2 separate regions of the Homo sapiens genome follow, and region 1 is linked to region 2. The links are chromatin loops, found by intact Hi-C in ENCODE. Cell type or tissue: Caco-2. All regions are shown on one strand. Each heading gives the region's core, and the rest is flanking DNA. Links, peaks and the distances in the headings are about the cores only. Region 1 overlaps SLK (STE20 like kinase). Region 2 overlaps CFAP43 (cilia and flagella associated protein 43).

Region 1 (10,509 bases), core at 1,346-9,345, 230 kb before region 2:
CAGACATTGCCAAATGTCTCCTGGATGGCAAAATCAGCACCACTGGTTGAGTGTAATTTTTCAGGATTCATCTGTGTTATTCATTTGTCTATTAAAATTTTTGGTTATTTATATTTTCCTTAATGATTTGTAGGATATGAGGTCCTTTTTCCACAATGTAGATTGCTTTTCATTTATTTAATTCTTTTTCCTGATCCATAGAGGTATTTTTAAATTAGAAAATAAATTTATTAGAAAACAAAGGTTGAAAATAAACAGAATGAACAAACTCTATTTTTGCTTGCCCCAAAACCTCAATAAAAACTGTTATCTGGCCAGGTGCAGTGACTCATGCCTGTAATCCCAGCACTTTATAAGTTTGAGGCAGTAGGATTGCTTGAGCCCAGGAATTCAAGAACAGCCTGGGCAACATAGCGAGACCCCATGTCTACGGAAAGTAGTAAAAAAACTTAGCTGGGCATGATGGCACTCACCTGTGGTCACAGCTGCTGGAGAGGCTGAAGTGGGAGGATCCCTTGAACTTGGTGGAGGCTGCAGTGAGCTGTGATTGTGCCACTGCACTCCAGCCTTGGTGACAGAGCAAGACCTCGTCTCAAACAACAACAGCAAACAACTATTATCTCTTAAAATTTTAATATTTTTTCATATAAGTTCTGCATTTCCTTGTTAAATTTTTGCCTTGATAGTTTATCTTTCCAGCTACTATTTTGAATGGGATAGTTCTTCCATTATGTTTTGCAATTATTGTTTGGATATAAGAAAGCTATTAATTACTATTCTATAATATCTTAACCTTATTGAGTGCTCTTATTGTTTATTTTCCCCTCAACATTGAAGTTTTTCAATCCTATAAAAATGTTGATATGTAAAAAAAGTTGTATAGAGAACATACACATATCAACTACCTAGATTCTACAGCTGTTCATATTTTGCTATACTGACTTTATTACACACGTCTATCCATCCATTCATCCATTTATCCATTCATTATCTGTTTCTCTTTTTCATTTTCTTAAGGATTTTCTCTTCTTTCAAGTATTTGTACCTTTGTTTTTTTCACTTGTCTAATTATGTTGATTAATCCTTCCTGAACAATTCTAAATAATTCGACATTGGAAATGTTAGTAATTTAGTGAATTATTTTATAATATATTTTCTGGCACAATTTTAAAGTTTTAAACTTTCCTTCTTAGTTTTCTGTTTTCTACCAGAAAGTTATTGTTTATGTGCTGACATAGACTTCTAGATAAAGTGGCATATTACTTTATTCCCATGTTTCTTATTTGTAAATCTGTATTTAAATTCACACAGATCTTTAACATAACTCTGTAACAGAAGCAGTTAATTCTTATTTTGCCAGTGTCTCTATGTCAAGGTACACTTCTGCTTGAATATAAGATGCTATTGCTGTTACTGTATGAAATGTTGCCTTTTTATTATAAAAATCTGTCACTTTTATGTACCAAAATGAGAACTGAGATGGTTTTGAAATTTCAGAAAAAATTTTAACAAAAGAACTAATCGATTCAGTGAATATATATTTTTTTTCCTTAAAGAGCAATCATTTTCAGAAGTAGTTTTTAAGTGATAATCTCATCTCAAGATAATGGGAAGAAAAATGTCAAGACCAGGGCATTTATTTTATATCCCTGTGTTTCTTACTAACGTGTTTTTTATCTGTAAGGATATAACTACTGAATGTACATATGGAGTATAAAAACAATATTTTATTGTTCTTTTAATTTATAAGATGATCAACTTTTCCAATTTACCAGCTTATCAGCTCACATTTCTTCCTATAAATCAATGCTGAAATATTAGTTAATTTGAGTGCTTTCTTTAGAAAGGGAAGGTATTTGAATCATCCCTCCTTCCATCCCTTCCTCCTTTCTTGGAAAGTGTGAGCAAAGTTAATAAATTTCATTTCTCTTTGTATGTTGTCATTTTAGCATCTCAATTTTAAAGAAATGTACTGGAAATCAAGATATTTTATTAATTTTAATTTTAATATTTTTTTGAGACAGGGTCTCACTCTGTCGCCCAGGCAGGAGTGCAGTGCCGCGATCTTGGCTCACTGCAACCTCCGCTTCCCACGTTCAAGTGATTCTCATGCCTCAGCCTCTGGAGTAGCTGGGATTACAGGCGCCCGCCACCACACCCAGCTAATTTTTGTATTTTTTAGTAGAGATGGGGTTTCGCCTTGTTGGCCAGGCTGGTCCCCAACTCCTGGGCTTAAGCTATCCGCCTGCCTTGGCCTCCCAAAGTGCTGGGATTATAGGCGTGAGCCACCGTATCCAGCCAAGATATTTTATTTTTGCTTGTAAAGCATGTTTTATTTCCAGTTGGTATGTTGTATGGCATGAGCTTTATAAAGTCTCTTAAAATTTTAAAGATCTGTGATATGGCTTATTCACATTTAAAGATAAAGTAATATTACATAATTTATTTCAGAGTATCCTGCCAAAGTTTTATAAAGAATGGCCAAGAAACTAGCATACCATATCTGATTTTGGATCTTTAAATTAACCTTGATAGAATCTTTTTTCTGGCCTGCTTTTTTTTGGTCTGTGCCCTGATGGATGTGAAGTAATATCGTCCCTGATTACTAATGAGGTTGAGCTCATTTTCATATGTTTATTGGCCATTTGGATTTCCTGTTCTCTGAAGTGATTGTTAAAGTCTTTTGGGCTCTCTTTCTTTTTCTTATTGATTTATGGGGGTCATTATACATTTTGGATACTTATCCTTTGTCCGTTATATATGAGGCACATATTTTCTTTTGCATTGTGGTTTATCTTTTCACTCTCTTTAGGATTTTCTTTTTTTGTGTAGACATTTTAAGTTTTAATATAGTCCAATTTATTAACTTTTCCCTACATGGCTAATGTTTTTGTCTTAAGAAATTCTTTCCTAACCAAGATGGTGAAGATATCCTGCTGTGTTATCTTTGTAAAGTTTTATGGTATTGCCTTCTACATTAGGTGTGTAATTAAACTGGTGTTGATTTTTGCTTATAGAGTGAGGTAAGGACCGAATTTTATTTTTTCTATGTAGATACCCAGTTGTCCCAGCACCATGTACTTTAAAGACCGTCCTTTTCTTACTGCTTTGCAATGCTTCCATCATATAATGGATGTCCGTACGCACATAGTATATTTCCATGACATTCTCTTAGGTTAAATTTTTAGGAGAATTGTTAGAGCAAAACAAATGATTATTTATTAATGCTTATTTTGAAATTACAAAATTTGTGCACATTTATTTTTCAATTTTTTAATTGTAGTAAAATACACATAAAATTTACTGTCTTGACTATTTTTTATATCCTGTGAAGATTCACCATCGTCATGATTTTTAAATGTCTAGTTCAGTGGTATTAAATACATTCGTAATGTGCAACTGTCACCACTGTCTGTCCATCATGCCTCTTATCTTTTAAAATGAAACTCTACCGTGTTAAACAGTAACTTCCTATTTCTTCCTTCCTCCTGCCCTAGGCAACTGTTCTTCTACTTTTTGATACCATGATTTTGACTATCCTAAGTACCTCATTAAATGGAATCATACAGTATTTATCATTTTGTGACTTAGTTCCTTTAGCGTAATGAGCCTTAAGGTTCATCCATGTCATAGCATATGTTAGAATTTCCTTCCTTTTTAAGGCTGAATAATATTTGTGGTATGTATATACACATTTTTCTTATCCACTCATCTATTGATGTCACTTGGATTGCTTGCATGTTTTAGCTGTTGTGTATTTAGCTACGAACGTGGGTGTACAAGTATCTCTTTGAGACCCTGCTTTCAGTTTTTTAGGGTATATACCCAGGAGTGGGATTCCTGGATCTTGTAGGAATCTATTTTTAATTTTTTGGGGGAACTGCCATATTGTTTTCTGTAGCTGTACCAATTTTACATTTCCATCGATTTGTGCACAAGAGTTCTAATTTCTCCACATCTTTACCTATACTTGTTCTTTTCATTCTTTTTTAAAGTAATAGTCATCCTAGTGGGTGTAAGGTGGTACTTATATAGTTTTGACTTATATATCTCTAATATTAGTGACGTTGAGCATCTTTTCATGTGCTTATTGGCCATTTGTATATCTTCCTGGGAGAAATACCTGTTCGGCTCCTTTGCCTATTTTTGAATTGGGCTAGTTGTGGGTTTTTTTTGTTGTTGTTGTTGTTGTTGTTGAGTTTTAGGAGTTGTCTGTATATTCTGGATATTAATCCTCATCAGATACATGATTTGTAAATATTTTCTGTCACTTTATAGGTTGCCATTTTACTGTAATATTGTCTTTTAAAATGTATAACATTTTACAATTTTCATCAAGTCCAGTTCCGTGTTTTCTTTTGTTGCCTGTGCTTTAGTGTCATATCTCAGAATTCATTGTCAAGTCCAGTATCATAAAGCTTTTGCCTCATGCTGTCTTCTGAGAGTTTTATAGTTTTAGGTCTTACATTTAGGTTTTTCTTTGGTCCATTTTGAGTTAATTTTTGTTTATGGTGTTAGGTAAGGGTCCAACTTCACTGTTTCACATGTGGATATTCAGATTTCCCAGTACCATTTTTTGAAAAGACTGTCCTTTTCTCATTGACTGGTCTTGGAACCCTTGCCAAAAATCATTAGACCATATATATGCCAGTTTTTTTTTTTCTGGTCTCTATTCCATTGGTTTATATTTCAGGACTGCACTGTTTTGATTACTGTAGCTTCGTAGTAAGTTTGAAATCAGGAAGTGTGAGTCTTCAAGCTTTGTTCTTTTTCAAGATTATTTTGGCTATTCAGGGTCCATTGAGATTCCATGTGAATTTTGGGATAGGGTTTTCTATTACTGCAAAAAATGTCATTGAGATTTTGATAGGGATTGCATTGAATCTGTAGATTGCTTTGGGTAGTATTGACATTTTAACAATATTAGGCCTCCAATATATGAACATGGGATGTGTTTTTATTTATGTCTTTGATTTCTTCCAGCATTGATTTTTTAGTTTTCATTGTACAAGTCTTTCATCTCCTTGGTTAAGTTAATTCCCAAGTGTTTTATTCTCTTTGATGCTATCGTAAATGGGATTGTTTTCCTTACTATTTAAAAGTCTTTATTTTTCTTGAATTAATTTCCAGACGTGGTACATTTTTTGTCTTATTTTAAAATATATTTTTGAAATTGTCTTTTTGTGTTCTGTTTTTCATCTTTTCCAACTATGCAATCTATGCACATTTCCTCAGCTTCTTTATTACACAGTTGTGTTTGTTTCTGCATATTCATGCTGCTCAGAGTCAATAAGTCCTTGCAATAAGCAGGAAAACTGTGTGATCTGAGAATTGGTAAAACATTTTGGAAACTGCAGACTTAGCCAAATTTAACTTATTACTGACACCATTTTGTTGCTATATTTTGACTGACCAGTGACTAAATTTTGAATACCTAACCAGAACAATATAAATAAAATAGAGTTTGGGAATGTGAAGAAAATATAAGGAGAATATAAAGTATATTTCTTTCTCTTTTGCAGATTTCAGGAAATGACATAATCCTTGGAATTTCTGTAATATTTTACAGAAATTACAGAAAGAATATGTACAGTCGATCCTCATTATTTGCAGATTTTGTATTTGTGAATTTGCCTACTTGTTAAAGTTTACTTGTAGTCCTAAAATCTATACTTGCGGCACTTACTTGGTTATTTGTGTGTATGCGCAAAGCTGCAAAAAAATTTGACTCCTCTAGCAAGCACATTCCCAGCTAAACTTGAACAAGGTGACACTGCCTTGATTTCACCTCTCATGAAGAGATGACCAGAGGACGGAGACAGCAGAGGGCAGTGTAGTGAAGTGCAAGAAGGTCTGGCTGTGGGGGCCAGTTGGATAGGGTTTGAATCCCAAGTCTGACATCTGTTTTTGGGATGGCCTTCCGCAAGTCACTTAACACTTATACACCTCATTTCTCTTTTGTAAAATAAAGAAAGGAGAATCTCCCTGGATGAATTGTTTTCAGGATTTAAGAATATAATAATCTATGTGAGGGGTGTGTGTATGTGCATGGTTTTCCCTATGAACAATGTTTCAGTAGTCGCTAATTCAGTGCTTGCAGTGATTTTATAAAACATAACTACCACAAATAATGAGAATTAACTCTGTGTGTTTGCTAAATGATGATGAATGATTTTATTCTTTTTTAATATTGATACTTGTTCCTACCAAAATCTTAGCAGGACTGAAAAGATCACCATAATTTGCATGTAATTTAAAACAGATAACAGTATGAACAGTCTAAAAGTATATGCTTCCTTCAGTGCGGTTTCCTCTCTCTTCACTTAATAGCTTTTTGGAACTTTGGATATTTATTACCCAAACGTTTACTCTACTCTGTACCTTAGCTCTCCCATCTGTGTTGCTCATAGGTTTTGAAGGATTATGCCAGTTCTTAATCTCAGTTCCAAATACGCCCTTCTATGCTTTGTGATGCTGGTTCAAAGACTGCAGATCACATTTCTGCCTTGCTAGCAGCTCATTTCTGTTTCAAAAGTATAGGGCACTAGAGGGAGGCTGCAAGGAGAAGGAGGAAGAAATGACTTACACCTTTGTCTTGTTTCCTGTGAACTTCCTGTCTGCTTGTTACTTTGACCATCACCCTTGTAGAGGTTTTTTTTTTTTTTGCTCCAGCATCAGCAGTTTCTTTCTGTAGCAGCTGTTGAATACAGTTTGTAGTTTTTCCAACACTCACAGAACTAACCTCATCATAACCCTTCATAACACCAGCACCAGTTGGCTGGTACCCTGTTCCTCAAAAGTTTGGGTCGCAGTCTCACAGGACCCCTCTTCAGAGACAACAGCACCAGCTGAGCAGCACTCTGTCCTCAGAGGTCCGTCTGAGTTTCAGCTCTGTGGAACCCTTCCTCCAAGCTTCTGAATTTTAATAATTCCAATCTTTTCCCTTTGTTCCCATAGTCCTAGGGGTGGTAGCTTTTGCCTGTAGTTGTTACCTCCCTGATCCTTTGTATTATTTTTTCAGTTGGCAACAGAGTTAGTCATTGTTTTTATTAAATTTCTCTATTAAAATAATCAATGTGATTTTCCTCCTGTCTGGACCCTAACTGATACAAGGATTAAATAAGTTACTAAATGGAAAGTGCAGAGAACAGTGCCTCTTCTAATAGCACGATGGATATTACTATATACGATAACATACTTGAAATAATTTGAGATTTTTCTTACTGATTTCTTTGCAAAATACTAATATTTCCAATTTATATAGGTAAAAACATTAAAATAATCATTGAATTTTATTGATATTAATATGCTCAAATATCACCTCGGTTAGACCTAACTTAACTACCCTATTTAAGTTGTAAACTCTGGCCTGTGTGCTCTCATACCCCATTTCCTCATCTTATTTTATGTTTTTTGAGACAGAGTCTCAGTCTGTCAACCATGCTGGAGCGCAATGGTGCAATCTTGGCTCACTGCAACCTCTCCCTCCTGGGTTCAAGTGATTCTTGTGCCTGAGCCTCCTGAGTAGCTGGGATTACAGGCGTGCACCACCACACCGTGCTAATTTTTGTATTTTTTGGTAGAGACAGTATTTCGCCATTTGTCCATGCTGGTCTCGAACTCTTGGGCCCAAGTGATCTGCCCACCTCGTCCTTCCAAAGTGCTGGGATTCCAGGCATGAGCCACCGCGCTCAGCCTTCTCATCTTTCTTATTAGTTTACTTTTTCCCACAGTACTAATTGCTAATATACTGATTTATTTGTTGACTGTCCACTCCCCAAAATTGTAAGTACCCCAGCACAGAGAGATTTTGCATATTTGCACATTGTCAGCATCTAGAACAGTAACCTAACATATAGAAGGCACTCAGTAAGTATTTGTTGGAAGAATGAATGGATTTCAGCAGATCAACTCTTTTGGTCAAGATTTGACCAAGATTTTTAATAGATTTTTATGCAGTAGTTCCCCCTTATCCGAGGTTTCACTTTCCATGGTTTTATTTACCTGCAGTCTGAAAATAGGTGAGTACAGTACAGTAAGATGTATTGAGAGACATCATTCACATAATTTTTATGATAGTATATTGTTACAGTTGTTCTATTTTATTATTATTGTTGTTAGTCTCTTACCGTGCCTAATTTATAAATTAAACTTTATCATAAGTATGTATGCAAGGAAAAAACATAGTATACATAGGGTTTAGTACTATCCAAGGTTTCCAGCATCCTCTGGGGGTCTTGGGATGTATTCCCTGGGGATAGAGGGGACGGCTGTATTACGTTTCTTTTCTAGAGCACATTTCGCTGGGGTGTTGTTTGTCTTTGTGTTTTCTGCAGCTTGGACCAGTGCCTTGTAGTGGATGTTCATGAACATTTTGAGTTGTTCGTGAACAATTTGAGTTGTTTAGTTTTTACATTTTATGGTTAAATGTTCTTACACACTGGACAATTAGGCTCTTCTTCTTTTGGTGGGGGGAAGAATACCTCAGCCTTGAGATGAAATCAACCAGATTGATAGAATCAGTCCCAGTGATTATTTTTTCTTTTTATTCCTTGTTTTTTAGATTCCTTTTGTATTTATCTTACATATTTTTTGTTTGTTTGTTTGTTTGCCTTTGATTGACTAACACCTCTGTGGGACTGAAATCATCTCTGTTTTCTGTGCTGGTCTTTCAGTTTCCAGCTAAAAATTTTATTAAAATATATTCTTCACTATGAAATACTATATAATGTTAGAAAATGTAAAAATATAGAAAGAAAATAAATGAAGATTTAAAAATTATTCCTGTACTCACCACCCAGGGAATACCTTCTGTTCAAACAAGAGTAATATGAGGGTGTAATTTTTTTAGAATATGAAACCAGTATGGAACTTTCAGACAACTTATGTTTCCCAGTATCCCTCATTTGTTTATGTAATGTGGCCAAGCTCTACTGATGATTCATGAAAATAAAAACAGTGATTTTAGGTGATCATGACTGATATTTGAAATCTTTTTATCAACAGAAGTTATATTTTTAAATTAAGATTGGGATTTGTTATTCCATTTTTGTTTTTAACATTTGTTTAGTTCAGTAGTGCCCATCCTCTTTGGCACCAGGGACTGGTTTCATGGAAGACAACTTTTCCACAGACTGGATGCGGGGATGTTTTGGGGATAATTCAAGTGTGTTATGTTTATTGTATACTTTGTTTGTATTATTACTACATTGTAATATATAATGAAATAATTACACAACTCACCATAATATAGAATTAGTGGGAGCTCTGAGCTTGTTTTCCTGCAACTAAATGTTCCCATCTTGGGCTGATGGGAGACAGTGACAGATCATCAGGCGTTAGATTCTCATAAGGAGCACACAACCTAGATCCCTCACATACGCAGTTCACAATAGGGTTCACAGTTCACGATAGAGTTCATGCTCCTCTGAGAAGCTAATGCTGCTGCTCATCTGACAGGAGACAGAGCTCAGGTGGTATTGTGAGCAATGGGGAGTGGCTCTGAATACAGATGAAGCTTTGCTTACTTGCCTGCTGCTCATCTCCTGCTATGCGGCCTGGTTCCTAACAGGCCGTGGACTGGTACTGGTTTGTGGCCCTGTGGTTGGGGAACCCCGGGTTTAGTTATTTCATTAAGCCTTTATGTGAAGAGTTTTTTTTTTTTTTTTTTTTTTTTCCCTGAGACAGAGTCTTGGTCTGTTGCCCAGGCTGGAGTGCAATGGCACGATCTCGGCTCACTGCAACCTCTATCTCCTGGGTTCAAGCAATTCTGCTGCCTCAGGCTCCCAAGTAGTTGGGATTACAGGCATCCGCCACCATGCCTGGTTAATTTTGTATTTTTAGTAGGAATGGGGTTTCACCATGTTGGCCAGGCTGGTCTTGAACTCCTGACCTTGTGATCCGCCCGCCTTGGCCTCCCAAAGTGCTGGGATTACAGGCATGAGCCACCACGCCTGGCCTATGTGAAGAGTTTTTATGCCTTTAGATATTAGGTAGATAAGCTCTTTTTTAAAAATACTTTATGTCCCAGTTATATTAGTGTAGAGAATAGTGTCACACACTTGTAAATATTTATTTCAGTTTTGTTTTTTTAAAGTTTTTTAGAACTAGATCCTGATGAGTAATCATGTTATTTTCAAGCAATAATTTGAGGCACTATTCTTTTAATGTAACTTTTATTATTTATATTAAACCAAATGATATCATTGTTGGTATAATCAATATATGACAGAATTTGTTACTGTGAGGAATTTTAGAGGTTATCTAGTGTGAGTTATTTTTCTTCCTTCATGCCAGCCCATTCACAAGTATAAAAGATACATCTTTAAAATCTCCAGGACATCAGTCAATTAATTTTAGTGGCTGCGTCATTTTTCATTGTAGAACTGTACTGCATGATTTAAGCAGGTTCCTGTTAAGTGACATTTAGGCTGATTCACTTTTTCACTATTGCAAATGGTGCTTTGATGAGTATTTTTGTATGTGCATGAATTTTATTTTATGAAATTA
Region 2 (10,509 bases), core at 1,502-9,501:
GCAGGAGAATGGCGTGAACCCAGGAGTTGGAGCTTGCAGTGAGCCGAGATCGCGCCACTGTACTCCAGCCTGGGAGACAGAGCGAGACTCCGTCTCAAAAAAAAAAAAAAAAAAAAAAAGAAAAGAAAAGAAAAAGAAAAATATGGTCTGACCCCTTTTATTACTTACTGAGGCTGAGTTCTAATAAATGACAGCAAAGACTTTGGAGTTTGATACACCTATGTTCAAGCCCTAACTCTTCCAATTACTTGCTGGTGAACTCTGTGAGATTAGATTCCTTGTCTGTAAAAGGAGGATGTCAATAGTTTCTATTTGATAAGGTTGTTGTAAGGACCTATAAGATAATACAAGTAAAGTACTTAGCTTGGTGCCTGGCACAAAGCAAGCACCAAGTAAATGGAGGCTATTAATACTGATTCGAATATCAACAATAACATTATGATACATGTAAGTTAAATGGGCATTCACAAGAGTCTAAGCTGCAGCTTAGACAAAGGATTCCAAATTCGTGTCTGATAAGCTAATACATTAAGTGTAGAAATGAGCATGGAATTGGGTTACAGATATTAGGTATTTTTTCATTGCGGAAGGGCAATGGATTTTTAAATTCTATTTGTGTTTGTTTGCAGTAATATATGGTAGTTCATTATATCGTCCCCTCTATTTTGTATAGATTTGAAGCTATTCATAATAAATCCTTTTTAATAGTACCCAAAGAGGAAACCATTTTAATTAATAATGTGACAGATCTGACATCCTAAAATATGGCTCATAATAGTAAATGGCAACAAATGGGAATTGTGAATTTTCTTTAAACCAATTAATTTGAAAAAAAGAATACATTACAATTCCAGAAGCCAGCACGCCCTCCTTCTGATATACCAAGGTTACTGGACTGATAAAATTTCTTCTGTCTTCTGGAAAAGAAAAACAAGGTAAAGCAGGTGACGTAATTAAAAGTACAATGTAACAATGAATAATAAAAGCTACTTTTACTGATGTAAATCTTATAAGTTGTTTTTGAATTCTCTATCATCAGATCTATGTAACTAACATAGATGCTAGATTAGAGAGAGGAGCAAGGCTGGAGGGTATAGTAGGAGTAAAGGGAAGAGAGAAAGGGAGTTGGGAGGGAAGTGAAACCTCATGGCCTCAGTTTTACAGGGAAAGTGAGTCAGAGAATAGGAAAAAAGGCAGATGAGGGACAATGCAATGGGGAAAACTTGCTGGAGGGGGTGGTATTTGAGCTGGGCATTGGCAGATTCAGAGACAGTAAGTGCCAAGGGAATGGGCTAGAGGCATGTCTGTGAAATGGTGAAAATAAATGACTGGCTCAGAAAACTCATACCAGGGCATAGTTGGAAATAATATTAATGGAGTAGGTAGGATCAGATTAGGGAGAGCGTGAAATCAAGGCAGAGCAGTTCTTGAGCTGGGTGTTAAAAGTGGCCTTCAAAGAGGCAATTTGACAGAGATAAACTGCATAGATTGGGTCAGATGTAGATTAAGGTCAGTGAAGTCCATCCTAAAGTTGTTACAGAAATCAAGGTGTGAAATAGTAAGAGCAATTGAAATAGAGAGTGCTTTGGACAGGTTTGAGGAGCTTGTCTTGGCAAGGCCCCCTCCTCCCAGGGTCTACATCTACTGCTCAATGAGTGGACAGTGGCTCCTGTGGCCCAGGCCCAACCATGGCCACAGCTGATAGGGTCAGGAATAGACACTATATCTAGGGCAGAATAGATCAGGTTATCTTTCAAATTCTAGCTGAGCAATATGGCAGGGTGTGGTGGCTCCTGCCTGTAATCCCAGCACTTTGGGAGGCCAAGGCAGGCAGATCACTTGAGGTCAGGAGTTCAAGATCAGCCGGGCCAACATGACGAAACCCCATCTCTACTAAAAATACAAAAATTAGCCAGGCGTGGTAGTGTGTGCCTATAATTCCAGGTACCTGGGAGGCTGAGACACGAGATCGCTTGAACCCAGGAGGCGGAGGTTGCAGTGAGCCAAGATTGCACCACTGCATCCTAGCCTGGGTGACAGAATGAGACTCTGTCTAAAAAAAAACCAAAAAAACAACACCTCTAACCGAGCAATAGAAAGGTAATTTTCAAGATGGCTTTTGGGCTTAACAGATGATCAGCCTGGAGAAAAGGGTTGGGGTGGGGGCAGGAAAGGGTATGATTAGCAGACTAAGCAGAATGGGCATATGTATAGAAAAGGATACAGCACAGTAGCCAAGAACTTGGACTCTGAGGTATTATTGCCTGGGTTCAGGTGTCAGCTCCACAGTTTACGTGGACTGGGCCATGTTTCCTAACATATCTCTTCTGTATCGTGGAGATTAAGGTGTCTCTCCTCATAATGTTGTTCTGAGGATTACATGAAATATGCATATAAAGTGATGGTAGAATGCCAACAGCACAGTAACAGCCAGAGGATTAAGAAGAAGGAGGATTCAAAGATGTCTCCAAGAAAGAGAAAAATAGGGAAAACCAAAAAAACCAACACCCATGGCTATACAGGAATATGAAGTAGGACAGTTTCTTACCCAATGGCGATTCCTCTTCTATCTTATTAAGTACAGTCACTTGCAAGGTGTCTCCATTAATCATTAAAAGATGACCCTCTTCACAGCCAATGTACAAGTCACTTGTTGGAGTCCAGCAATGCATAGTCGGGTGAAGCAAAGGATATAGATCATCTTTCGGCTTCAGGGAGAGAATAAAACCTTGTGTTAAGAAAACAATCACGGCTAAAAGCCTGAGAAATACTCACCAGAACAACTGACAAAAAGGAACCATACTTAACCCCATAGACGCAGAAAACATAGGAACATTGAGCATTCATCATAATAATTTTTTTTAAGGACAGACTGACTTTAATTTATTATTTGTACCTTTCATGCCCTCATAGCCTTAGATAGTTAGAAAATAAATAGTTGGGTAACAATCTGGTCACCCAGTGGATCAAGAAAAAGGCAAACCACCTTTCCCACTCCAAAAAATTAAACTGCTGCTGAATAGTGACACTTCTGTGGTGTCTGATTGAGATTTGACTCATAAGGAAGAGAGTTATTCACCGTTATCACCATTATTGAAAAGTTTCCTGAGTTTTTTTTATGACATCTAACCTTAAACTATAAATCACAAAGACAGACTTAACTGAAATGACAATAGGATCAAAATCTTAAACAAAACAACAACAAAACACCATGTCTCTCATTTGCACAATACCAGTGAATCTGTGTGTATAAAACAAAATGTGAAGATTAAAATTTGAAATTTTCTGGCCTTGGTATGTTAAACTAGTATTGTATGTGGCTTTTTTTTCTTTAAGACAAACCTGGGCTTGTCTTCCTATTACTTTTTCATCAATAAATATATTTGATGACATTTAAAAATGAATGTGAGTATATGGATTATGTAAGCAGAAACAATAGTTTATAATTCTGAGATATTTAAAAATAAAGGGTACCAGTAGTGTTTAGAAATGTTTGTTGATAATATCATCTCCTTTTTCAGTCCTCTAGAATCAGAAATCATTTTGATCACATGATGACAAAACATGAAAAATTGCAGTCCAATTTAATCCTGCTTTAGAAAATGTAAAAATCCATATATATTTCAAAATATTTGAGTCTCTAAAAGAGATTCCTATTTAGCAACATCTGTTTGAAAAAATTAAAAAGGTAGATGGAAAATAGAAATTAGACACTTGAGATTAAGTTCATGATCTTGGATCCAATTTCTGCCCAGATAACATCTGCCTTTGATTTCCCCCATGCTACGACTTAAAACTGGATACATTTCTAACGCCCTAAATAAGTTGTGTAATGTGACTCAGGGCTATTTAAAGTCCTGTAATGTACCCTTCTGGCATTAGCTATGAATAGATAATGGGATTATTTGATGTTTGTAATTTTTTAAAAGTCCACAACTTATCCATTTTTAAGACCTTATACAGATCGAGTCATTATTGATTCCCTTGCCATTGGTACCCAGGTCACAAGAAATGACATTGAAGGAGGGAATAGAATCAAGACATTTGAGATCTATTTTTGGTTATGCTTTCACTCATTGTACAGACATTAATTAATGTTTTAAACATTTTCCTCACTTTATTTTGCTACAAAATGAAAAAGTAAACTACTGGGAAAATGTCTAACTTAAATACAAAATATATGGCTTTATTAATAATCCATGAATGATTTAGGGTTGTCAAACTATAATATTACATTTCTGCTTTCAGAAAAATTTAAAATACACTGAGTGCACAAGTCCTAGGAAATAAAGATGTCTGCCCAGACAATATATCCACATAGCAAAACTGCAGGCGTACCCCTTAAATTTATACAAATAAAAAAGGTTTTAAAATAAAGATGTCTATTATGAGCATTTTAAAATAATAACTCCACATTTGAGTATTTAAAGAAGGCATTTCATAGCATTTCTCAAATGACAAGGACAATTGCCTGAATTTTAAATGTTTTATGCAGAGTTCGTTATGTTTGTACAAAATGTGAAATATAAGGGCTCCTACACATATTTTCTGCCCAGAAAAACCCAATTTGAGAGAGTAGAAATTTAGGGGCTCTGGCACCAAATACTAAACATAGAAAAATTTGAGTTGCAAACCTTGATGGCTGATCTCTTTGTTCTTCCTTTGCTGCCCCACTGTGGCTGAATGCAGTTATATCTCCAAGGCTGAGACCTGTGCTATAAAAGGAACTACAGTATCCACAGGGGATGGGTTCCAGGACCCCCCACTGATACCAAAATCTGTGGATGCTCCAGTTCCTTACATAAAATGGCATAGTATTTCCATATAACCTACATACATCCCCCTGTAAATTTTTTCTTTATTTTTAATTATTTTATTTTATTTTTTCTCCCATATACTTTTAAGTCATCTCTAGGTTACTTATAATACCTAATACAATGTAAATGTTTTATAAATAGTTGTTATACTATATTGTTTAGGAAATAACGAGAAGAAATAAAAGTGTGTATATATTCAGTACAGATGCAACCATACAACTTTTTTCTGAATATTTTTGATCTGCAGTGGGTTGAATACACAGAAGTGGAACCCACGAATGCAGGAGATTGACTATAATCTCTTTCCATAATTTAAAAAGGTGAATCATTGACATTCATTAGAGGAAATATTAAGGGCATGTAACCCTTTCTCTTGCTTGCCACAGAGATTTTTGAATGAACTAATCTTCACACTGAATTATTTTTATTTTAGTTTAGCTTAGTTTAGTTTTTGAGACGGAGTCTCGCTGTCACCCAGGCTGGAGTGCAATGGTGCAATCTTGGCTCACTGCAACCTCCGCCTCCCGGCTTCAAGTGATTCTCCCACCTCAGCCTCCCGAGTAGCTGGGATTGCAGGCATCTGCCATCATGCCCAGCTAATTTTTAACACAAGGGTAAAGCATAGCAGGTTCAAGAGGGCCAAAAAAGTGGAGCTTCTCCCTTCATCCCAAAGGTCTTGCAGGTGCTGCCCTCTGTTCCCTGCCTGTCTCTTGAATAGCACCCCACACCTCACTTCCACTTCATTTATCATGCTCCAGCCATATGCATCTTTTCTCAGTTCCTTACACATACCAAGTTCTCTTTTTCCCTTAGGGCCTTGCACATGCAGGTCCTTCCACGTGAAACACTCTTTTTTTTTTTTTTTTTTTTTTTTTGAGACGGAGTCTCGCTCTGTCGCCCAGGCTGGAGTGCAGTGGCGTGATCTCGACTCACTGCAAGTTCTGCCTCCCGGGTTCTCACCATTCTCCTGCCTCAGCCTCCCAAGTAGCTGGGATTACAGGCGTCCGCCACCATGCCCGGCTAATTTTTTTGTATTTTTAGTAGAGACGGGGTTTCACTGTGTTAACCAGGATGATCTCGATCTCCTGACCTCGTGATCCACCCGTCTCGGCCTCCCAAAGGAAACACTCTTTATCCTGCTTGTAACATGAGTAATGCCTCCTTGTCCTTCAAATCTTAGCTTAAGTGTCATCTCCCCAGAGGCCTTCCTTAACCAGCCCATCCCATCCTTGCTGCCCTGTCTCCATTTATTCTGTTGTAATAATTACCACATTTTGTAATGATTCAATATATCATTGCAAAATGTGATAATTATTACAAAAGAACAATACTCTTTACTTTTGTTGTTGTAGTTCTGTCTCCCTGACAAGAATGTAAGCTCCATGAGAATTACATGGAGCCTGCTTGGCCACCATGCGAATCCCATTGCTTAAAACAGTGTCTGCTCCATAGAAGAAACTTGATAAATCTCTGTTGAATGAATGAATGAATGAATGGGTGTGTAACACCTGGCAAACTCCCTTTTGAAACTTTCTTCTGCTGTTTCCTACGGCCTTGTTCCTCCCTCCCGGGTTTGCTCCTACTTCTGTGACTGCGCCTTCTCAGAATTCCTTTCGCCCCTGAGTTCAGCAGTCAGCTGGCTCTGGCTCTCTTTTCTTCCCTTGCACCCTTTCTCTCTTTGCTCATCACATCCCCTCAGTGCTCCCACCGTCCTATCTGTGAGAATGACACTGACAGTCCCACCTCTCCTCCCTAACACTAGGTCCACTTTCCCAACTTCTGCCCAGCATCTCCACCTAGGTGTCTTCCCTGCACCCCAAATTGAGTATGCCCAAAATGGAAATCACACCTGGGCCCCCTGTCTCTGTTAGCAATGCCGTCATCATCCCAGTCATCCAAACTCAAAACTCCAGAGTCTTCATCTCTCACAGTCTCTGTGGCTAATCTATATTAAAAACCAAGATGATCCTCTGTATCCTGCATTTCTCAAGGGATGGTTATGCCAATCAAATGAGATCAGGCTTCCTAGACCTCAACCCATTAGGCAAACAGGAAGAGGTGCCAGGTAATTACCCGGAAAGTCTCTGCCTCTTTGCCTACCAGCCCGGCAATGGCTGACAGTGGCAGCACGGGACCATAGATGAGATCTTTCGGCAACGACTGGGGGAAAACGACATCCGTTTCATTAAAAAATGACCCATCTTCTAGAGGTAATTTCACCGACCTGTAGACAAAAGAGGCATCAGAACAATGAGATGAACAGAAACTTCTTATTGATGCAACCACTGCATATCAGTTTAAGTGAGGTGGGGAGGTATTATAACTTGCAAAAATCAAATAAGAAGATAAAAGCCAAATGATAGATTTAAAAATATATAACAGGTTGTAAAAAGACAAGTTACACAGTTTTAAATTAAGTACTGAGGGATTATAAAAATTTTTGAAAGTTAATATCTAAAGCAGGAGTTGTAAATTTGAATACTGGATGAGGGTCGGGCAGGTGATATGTGACTGGTGAGGACAGTGGAAAATGGGAAAATATTTGTCCCTCCTCAAGGTGGCAGGGACCACTCAGTTCAAGCCAAGAGGGTTGTTGACATGTGAGAATTTTGATTCCAAAATTTCAAGAGAATACTATAACCTGGATATTTATGAGAAATCTCTTAAACTTTAAATGTTGGCAACTAATTCAAATGAAAAACACTGTAGACTAAAATAAATATATATTTAAACATATATTCAGGCTGTATTCAGCTACTTTTATAATCTCTGATATTGAGTTCATTTTCAAATTTATCATATATCTACTTTTAATTTATAATATGGTTATAAAGGTTAATTTAGAGAATTTGTGGTTTCATGCATTAAATTCAAAACTTCCTTGCCTAGATTTTATAAATGATAAACAATTTTGAAAAACAATCACATAAAAACAGCACCTACTACTCAAATGTAAGGCTGAAGTGTGTTTGAATCCTGCTTGCTTTGTGAACTAGGACAATCCACTCGTTTTATCTCCCATTTTATTTGCTTACAGAAAAGTCACAACTCAGTATTCAGAACTTGAGTAGAACGTTTGAGGGAGGCAAAGGGAGAAAAGGGTGTGATAAATTACTTGCCTGCCCTCACAAGGATCTGATAGAGATATCACCCACTTTTATTAAAAGGTGCAGTGTTGTCAACTCTCACTAGAGACAGATTTGGCTATTCAATGGGTTACTGTGAAAAAGAAGTTGAGACATAAAGAGCACTGAGCAGAAAGGCTTCTCTTAAGGCTCTCCATTTCAAAAGCTTTATTTACTAGCTTTAGATTCTCTTAAGGCGATTTATCAAAATTGCAATTTCAAGGGAATACTTTTGAGATCTCTTAAAAATCAAGAGATCCAACATCTCTTCAACTTTGACTTCATGGAGTACACTGAAAATGGTCAGCTCAGTAGCACCTTGAGTCTCCGAGCTCTTTCTCAACAAAAGCACCCATTATCACCACGGCATTTGTCACAGAATTTCTCTTTGACCCAGTTCTATTTAAACAGGTAACTCCCATGGCTCCACTATACACAACTACCCTTTTGCTTGCGGATAATGTGTCTGAATGTATAATCTGCATATTTTTTTTTTTAGATGGAATCTTGCTCTGTCCCTAGGCTGGAGTGTAGTGGCACGATCTCGGCTCACTGCAACCTCCACCTCTTGGGTTCAAGTGATTCTCCTGTCTCAGCCTCCCGAGTAGCTGGGACTACAAGCATGCGCCACCATGCCCGGCTAATTTTTTGTATTTTTAGTAGAGACGGGGTTTCGCCGTGTTAGCCAGGATGGTCTCGATCTCCTGACCTCGTGATCCGCCTGCCTCGGCCTCCCAGATTGCTGGGACTACAGGCGTGAGCCACTGCACTCGGCCAATCTGCATACTTTCTATATCTAACCATTTCTTATTTTTGAAATTCCAGTAGGGCATCTGAGTAATAGCAAAAGTCTTAACTCTCCTTTTTATACAACAGGCATGTTTTAAAATAGTAAGGACAAATAAAATTTTAGAAAATTAGATCATGTTGGAAAAAGCTCTCAGAGAACTTAATATTTTAAATAAATTAATTGGGAAACAAGTCATAGAGAATTCTTTTGAAATGCAAACAACCACTCCAAGGTAATCACGCATGTAGAAAGATGTTATAACAAGATAAGCTGAACGTATGTGTGTGTATGTGTGTGTATGCATATATATGTATGTATAAAGCCACTTAATTCATCAAATTGACCCAATCACATTACACGAATGCAAACAAAGACCACCATGTTGCTACTGTTGTAACAAAGGCTCCTACCTTGCTCTGAAACAATGCTCCTGGTTACTTCTTTCAATGGTCCACACGCTCACTGTACTTGGACTTGATAAGCACAGCTGGCGCCAGTTCATGGGGTTAAAAGACATTTGGTTCACATCCATTCCAGGCTGTGATTTCTTACACAAAATGATACTCGATTCCCAGTTCCTTAGAGAAAAATAGCATTTGATGAAAAAAAGTTCATTTGAATTTCATGTATTTAGAACATTTATCTATTTTTTAATTTACATAAATTGGGATATAATTTATGATACAATTTATATAATCAATGACCTTAATGTCAAATTTATAAATAATTATGCTTATCATTGTATTGTATCCTAAGAAAGCAAAAAAACTATGTTTTAAAAACACTATACTGTCATATGCTATACCAAGGCTATTTTATCTTCTTTAATAATTTTGCAATTTAACTCAGCCAAACCTAGAAAATGAAATATATCATCACATTTGCTACAAAACAAGTGTAAGTGCCTGAATCTGTAAGTACTACATGTGAGTACTCCATATGGATCTGGGGGTACTGTTCTCATCGATGCCAATTGATCATTTATTGAGTTTTTAAAATTAAAGTGGTGCCAGGCGCGGTGGCTCACGCCTGTAATCCCAGCACTTTGGGAGGCCAAAGCGGGTGGATCACGAGGTCAGGAGTTCAAGACCAGCCTGGCCAATATGGTGAAACCTGTCTCTACTAAAAATACAAAAATTAGCTGGGTATGGTGGCACACGCCTGTAATCCCAGCTACTTGGGAGGCTGAGGCAGGAGCATCGCTTGAACCTGGGAGGCGGAGGTTGCAGTGAGCCAAGATTGTGCCACTGCACTCCAGCCTGGGCAACAGAGCAAGACTCCATCTCAAAAATAAATAAATAAATAAATAAATAAATAAATAAATAAATAAAGTGGTGTATTTTAAAATGGATTTATTCATTTACCCATTTAAGAGAATATCCTGAACTCCTACCATGAACAAAGTCCCTTGCTAGATGAAGGAAAAGAAAAAAATTAAATGTGAGCTATGCCCTCAAATGAGGGGCCAGAACTCCATTCAGAGTTGTGATTAGGAAACTGGAGCTAATATTGATTGAGCTTAGCTTGCCTTTCACTCCCTCCTGCCCTCATCCTTCATTCCCTATCACAAATGCCCTGCCCAACACATCAACCACACTCTTGCTGGAATCTCTGGTTCCCTTGATCCTTTGACTTTTTGCATCAGGTACCTGGCAAAGACCGTCATCCCTGGATGGAGACAACTGAAAGCCTGGGCTGCTAGAGACATGGGAACAAAGACTACAGGACTGTGCATGGCAGTGACACCATAAACTTGTGGTTGCCACCCCCCACCAGA

Evidence for each region. A loop is a pair of places that touch in the nucleus more often than their neighbours do. Peaks named below come from ENCODE experiments on the same cell type or tissue, not always from the same donor. Only the 100,000 strongest peaks of a DNase experiment are listed, where the experiment ranks them.
Region 1: a loop joins it to region 2, with 2.7 times the contacts of the local background. A loop is called at or near these places in 2 of 110 quality-filtered maps.

The regions. Positions count from the first base shown.
Region 1 is chr10:103,977,017-103,987,525 of GRCh38, forward strand. The region is part of intron 1 of SLK (STE20 like kinase); the gene reads left to right. Among named protein-coding and RNA genes, the nearest start is that of SLK, 15 kb to the left of the region's middle. In Caco-2, for the core only: a CTCF peak has its summit at 5,844 (motif pointing right); a DNase peak (open chromatin) is centred at 5,825.
Region 2 is chr10:104,205,117-104,215,625 of GRCh38, forward strand. It overlaps CFAP43 (cilia and flagella associated protein 43), which reads right to left. Exons shown (of 38, transcript NM_025145.7): 4 at 9,143-9,310; 5 at 6,891-7,041; 6 at 2,549-2,708; 7 at 847-914. Among named protein-coding and RNA genes, the nearest start is that of MIR609, 8.5 kb to the right of the region's middle. In Caco-2, for the core only: a CTCF peak has its summit at 4,653; a DNase peak (open chromatin) is centred at 4,681.